Regions from separate parts of the Mus musculus genome. Here region 1 is linked to region 2. The links are chromatin loops, found by intact Hi-C in ENCODE. Cell type or tissue: left cerebral cortex. All regions are shown on one strand. Each heading gives the region's core, and the rest is flanking DNA. Links, peaks and the distances in the headings are about the cores only.

Region 1 (2,921 bases), core at 168-2,667, 280 kb before region 2:
AGGTCACTTATGCTGGAACTGCCTACTTATATTTCTTGAACTAATGATACACAAAGAAACCTTTAGGGGGGGAGGGCACTCAAATGCTGGGATCCTTTTACAATGTGGGTTTTAAACTTTTTTTTTTTACCTTAAATTGTATTCCTTACTACTTACTAGCTTAAAAACAACAAAATGTAATCTTAAACTTTAAACAAAGATAAGGTAAGTAAATATAGTTGCCATAATATCTGTGAATATGAAAGCCTCTTGCAAACCATTATTTTTTTCAAGCTTAGACACATTTCAAACATGAAGCAGTTATCATAAACTTCATGCTGATGAGCTAGCCAAGCCAGAAAACTTGGTTAGAGGTCTTTTTCAGATTAATTTTTTATTTTCAAGTTATATATTTATCTTGTGACATTTTATTTGTAAAACTCCAGTGTGGCAATTTTATAAGTGCTTATACTATATTTTGTTCAGTTTATCAATGCACGCAGATCTGGAGGTTTCCCACTATAAAATGAAAACATAAAACAAAACAGAATTTCTAATGAAATTCACTTTCTGACTGTTTAGGAACATCATAGGCCAAGTAGAATTCTTTTCCTGGACATGAAATGTTCTGGAAGAAAAAAAAAATTCTTAAAATCCCCCACATTTTCTTTTATCAGTTATTTGTGTCTTACCCTAGAAATTTCATACCTTTAAAATATAGTTGCTATTTGGATGTGTGCACGTGAGCTTGATAATAGACTCTGGAGGATGTAAACATTAGTATATCAAACTAATGACAAAATAGTTTGATACTCTGTTGAAGATTTCCATCAAACTCATTTCATCCAATTATTCTCTGCCCAAACTGTGAATGGAAATTTATAGTTAGTGATAGTTAAATTCTATTGACTATATGTCACGAAAATGTATTTCTCAGGAATGCTTTCTTGTTATTTCCTCCCCTTTTCTTAGCACTTAGCAGAAAGAAAGGAAAGAAAGAAACTCTTAAAGAGAATACAGTAGTGAAAAGAGATGGTTCTCCTTCTCTTAATCTAGTCTCCTTTCCCATTTCCTCTCCTCACAACACTTGACATTGTATTCTGCTAGGATTGGCTCCACGTCTTGAAGCACAATACTACTTTACATACAGGGGACAGCATTTGTTTGGTTTTTGGTGCCTTGACTCTTTTTCATAGTTTAGATTTTTGTAGTTTCACACAACACTGAAAACATACCATAAGACAGCCTATAGCAGAAAAAAAATTGCTAGACAAAAAGATTCAATAGGTTTATTCTTTGAAAAAAAACCCAAAAATTGACATTTATTGAAAATCTCTGATATGTTAGCTAACTTACAAAAATCCTAACAAGAATCTAAATTAAACTAAAATTCTAAAATCAGAAGCAAGAGTCTTCCCTGCAATTGGGATTTACAGTTGTCAGGCAGCTCAGCCAGAGCGCCTAGGGAGAGAGGAGAAACCTTGTGACAGACCCCTTTTGAAGTAGAGTTCCAGCAAGAACCAAGAGGGAGACTTTGTCTTTCTATGGTGGCACATAGATTGTCAATAGCTCCTGGATTTCTGCATCAGGGTGACTGTTCTTGAAAATATTACTCTTTGCTGAATAACCAAGAATATAAGTGCTGTTTAGAAATGAGACACTTGCTGCACTTAGAATTAGTTTGGAATACTTGTAACTTATTTGATTAGTGAAATTCTCATGTTGGAGAAGTAGCTGAAATATAACAATTGCGATATTTTTTTTAACTTGGAAAGGAATAACGAATCATGTCAATAGAACTTGTTTTGTGCAGCAAAATTTGAAGGTATAAACAAAATGCTAAGGAGACAAAATGAAGTTTGTTCTTAAGTTTTTGATAATTTTATCAATTTCTGGAATTTAGTTTCCAATTTTGTTTTTAGTTTTCCTAGACACTTTTAGTTTTAATTGATTATTTAAATTATTTTACATTTCTTTCTCGGTTACCCAGTGCCACTTCCATATTTTCTCTATAAAATGCAAAAGCTTTGTGATTTAACTACCTACAAAAAGACTCTTGAATGAATCTGAAAAATATTCAGATATTTTTAGATGAAAAATTGTCTTCTGCTTTCTTACCAATGGTAAGTCTAACCAGTGACTTTGTTTTAAGATAGTACAATTATTAGTAGTACATCTTTCCAACAGCATGAGAACAAATGGAAAATATCAGCAGGATTATCATTGGCTAAATAATAATAGTGACTTTTTGATATGATTACCCCAGAACAAAAACAAAACAAAACAAAACAAAACAAACCCTCCACAAACAAATAATATAAGGCAACCCACTCCAAACAATGTACTTCTAACATTATAGGAAAGCTGTAATCTTAGTTTTTAACTTGCAGCAGAAAATAATAGGGTATATGTGTATATGTATACAAAACAAGATGTATAAGTACATCTACTACATTACAATCTCTTACCTTGGTAATATAAACTTAAACTAGGTATTTACACTTTTCTGTAGTTTTAAAAATAATGTGTTAAAGTTATATATGCTATAGGAAAACTAACAAGATTGAAATATAATTTTTGCTTCTAATTAACAAGTTTATATGTATACCTTGCTACCATAGAAAGTTTAAAACTTTGTTATTTCTATTTATTTTTCACATATTTTACAATGTCATTAAATTCCTGTTATAAAAAAGAATACTTTGAATTTTAAGAAAAATAATTTCTATTGTTTTATGCAGGGAGAAAAATCTAATTTTTCTGTCCCTATACATTCTTAATAGGAACTACTACACATATCCTCTTGTTTTGTTTTATTTTGTTTTGTTTTGTTTTGTTTTGTTTTTCAAGGCAGGGTTTCTCTGCCCTGGCTGTCCTGGAACTCACTCTGTAAACCAAGCTGGCCTGGAACTCAGAAATCCGCCTGCCTCTGCCTCCCACAT
Region 2 (2,921 bases), core at 258-2,757:
TCCATCAGGCTATTTTGTGACTAGCCCCAAAGCTCTTGGTGTCTACTTGTCTCACCTGGGAATTCCCAGGTCTTGCTCTGCTGGCACGGCATGAGGTGCAGAACTCCATGACCAGCTCATTGCTTCCTTCGGGATTGCTGCCTTTATGAAGGCCAGCTTGGAGGCCCAGCACTGTGCATGGATATGAATTAGAAGAGTTGATTTTTAATACCAGAGCTGAAGGGTCATTTAGCAGAGACCTCTGGAAGACTACTGGTGCCAGGGAATGTCTAGGCCAGACGGATGAGGAAGTGTGTGTGTGTGTGTGTGTGTGTGTGTGTGTGTGTGTGTGTGTGTGGAGTGCGGGCAGGATCTCCTGGCCTGTCTGAAAGAGACTGTCTGGATCTGGAACAGGAGCTCAGCAACCATTATGGTTTTTTGAAGATTGCCCGATTGTTGGGGACAGGAAGCAGCAAGTCTGCCTTTCCTGCTTGTTCCTTGTGTCACTTACTGGAGAGGAATGAGTTCTGGTGGGTGGGCTTTGTCATTCGAGGCAGAACCTGGAATGCTGTGCTCCTTTCGGGTCACTGAAATCACCTCATGTTACTCCAAAGGCACTCCTGTTATGAGTACAGGATGGACAACCATGAGAAATGGGATCTGGGAGAGTCCGCTCCATAAGCCACTGTGGACCACCCTTCCTCGATGCCCCTTCCAAGCTGGACCTCTTTCTTTTCATCTTGGTGGTTCCCCAGGTTCTGTATCCACCTGACCTGTCTCTTCTCCTCAGGGCAGCAGGTGGTGGAGATAGCCACATGCTAAAACACCGTGCCAGGATCAACTTCTACCTTCCAACGGGTTATTAGTAATGGCGGTGGAGGTGATTGTTAATGTATGATCAACTTGAGATGACTCCCCTACCTTTCCTGAAGTAGGTTAGGAAGGCCATAAAAAGCAACAAAGATTGGATGATCCCAGGATCTGGCTTAGGTTTAGGGTGGTGTATATTCCTGGTGTGTATGTGGGTGGGGTGGGGTGTGTGTGTGTGTGGGGGGGGGTAAGGGTTCCGGAGAGGGTAAGAGAAAGGCGGAGGGGGGAAGCCAAGAACTAGGAGGAGGGGTAGAGTTTCTGGGCGGGGAGGGGGACGCCAGGCTCGGTGACGGGAACCAATGAGCTGCCAATTCGTGAGTCTCCAGCGTGACTGTAGAGATTGACGTGGAGGACACGTCAAATTGATTCTCGCACCCTGCAGCTTCCCGGTCAGACGAATTTCTCCCAATCGGATGAAGTTCACCTTGGGCCTGGGGTCGCGGGCCTGGAGAGTGTCCTGGGAGCGGGCGGCGGCGGCTGCGGCAGGCCCTGGGGCGGGCGGCGCGCTGGGCAGCGGCTCACTGCGCGTCTCCAGCCGCCGCGGCCCACGGCTCGCGCGCGCCCTCCCTCTATGCCTCTCCGGCGGTGGCGGCGCCCGAGCTCTCCCGGACTGCGCCGGGCCCAGCCCCCGCCGCTCCGGCGCCAGGCAGCTGGCCGGCCCGCGCGCGATGGGTAAGGGGCGAGCTTCAGCCCGGGTGCGGGCGGGTGCGGAGCTGGGTTGAGACTCTCTGCCTCCCTCCCTTCCTCCTGATCCACTTTCCCTGGGCAGAAGGGTTCTATGTCCTCAGGAGCCACGTCCTCTGCTGCTCCCAGCCATCGATGGGTCAGTCCCTTAAGTTCAGGGAGGAGGTGAGGGTATGACTAAAGTCGCGAAAGGGCACCAAGGGCTGAAGAGCACAATGTCCCTGACCCCGACATGTGCCAGCCTGTCCCCGGCTGGCTCTGTCCTTAGATCTGAGATGTCGGAGGCTGGGGTGGACCTGCGGGTTATCTCAGAGTCGCGCTAGGGTGCAGTGCATTGGTTCCCCAAGGACACCCTTGAGTAACCCGCCGGTGTTTTCTCCCTCGCCTGCTCACTCCTATCCGGCGCGTCTGCAGAGCAGACGTACGGCGAAGTGAACCAACTTGGTGGCGTGTTCGTCAACGGCCGTCCCCTGCCCAATGCCATCCGCCTACGAATCGTGGAGCTAGCACAGCTGGGTATCCGACCCTGTGACATCAGTAGGCAACTGCGGGTCTCTCATGGCTGCGTGAGCAAAATCCTGGCGCGCTACAACGAGACCGGCTCCATCCTGCCCGGGGCCATCGGGGGCAGCAAACCTCGAGTTACCACCCCCAATGTAGTGAAGCACATCCGGGACTACAAACAGGGGGATCCTGGCATCTTTGCCTGGGAGATCCGTGACCGGCTACTGGCTGATGGCGTTTGTGACAAGTACAACGTGCCCTCTGTGAGCTCCATCAGTCGCATCCTGCGAAATAAGATTGGCAGCCTGGCGCAGCCAGGGCCATACGAAGCAAGTAAGCAGCCGCCTCCGCAGCCTGCACTGCCCTACAATCATATCTACCAGTACCCCTACCCCAGCCCAGTGTCACCCACGGGCACTAAGATGGGCACTCATCCCGGGGTCCCCGGCTCGGCGGGCCACGTCAGTATCCCGCGTTCATGGCCCTCCGCACATTCAGTCAGCAACATCCTGGGCATCCGGACGTTTATGGAGCAAACAGGTTAGTCGTGGTGTCTTAGTCGTGATGTCTTCGGTAATTTTCTACAAAAGGCAGAACTTGGGACGGGAGGATGAGCGAGGGTGTTGCATGCCCTTCTCCTTCTAGAACTGACTTTGGCTCAAAAGTAAGTTCACGACTGGCCACACAGGCTGGGGGTCCAGAACCTTCTGTGAGAGTCTTCGGACATCTTGAACTTTTTATGACAACTATGGAAAATATTTCTCAAGTAGAAGAGCAGGCGCAGACCACAAAATCGGAGGCCTGAAATTGCACTTTTTCATTCTTGCAAAAAGAATGCAAATGCCTATCGCCAAATCTAAGCCAAACAAACCGCTTGGGCCATT

Evidence for each region. Hi-C counts contacts between places; a loop is a spot of excess contacts. Peaks named below come from ENCODE experiments on the same cell type or tissue, not always from the same donor. Only the 100,000 strongest peaks of a DNase experiment are listed, where the experiment ranks them.
Region 1: it touches region 2 in a loop (8-fold over the local background); 7 of 42 quality-filtered maps call a loop at or near these places.

The regions. Positions count from the first base shown.
Region 1 is chr2:147,087,190-147,090,110 of GRCm38, forward strand. The region is part of intron 1 of Gm34889 (a long non-coding RNA gene); the gene reads left to right. Among named protein-coding and RNA genes, the nearest start is that of Gm34889, 3.1 kb to the left of the region's middle. In left cerebral cortex, for the core only: no CTCF peak of the experiment used is centred there; a DNase peak (open chromatin) is centred at 1,546.
Region 2 is chr2:147,363,786-147,366,706 of GRCm38, forward strand. Pax1 (paired box 1) reads left to right here and starts at 1,209. Exons shown (of 5, transcript NM_008780.2): 1 at 1,209-1,521; 2 at 1,948-2,577. The coding sequence starts at 1,263. In left cerebral cortex, for the core only: no CTCF peak of the experiment used is centred there; no DNase peak of the experiment used is centred there.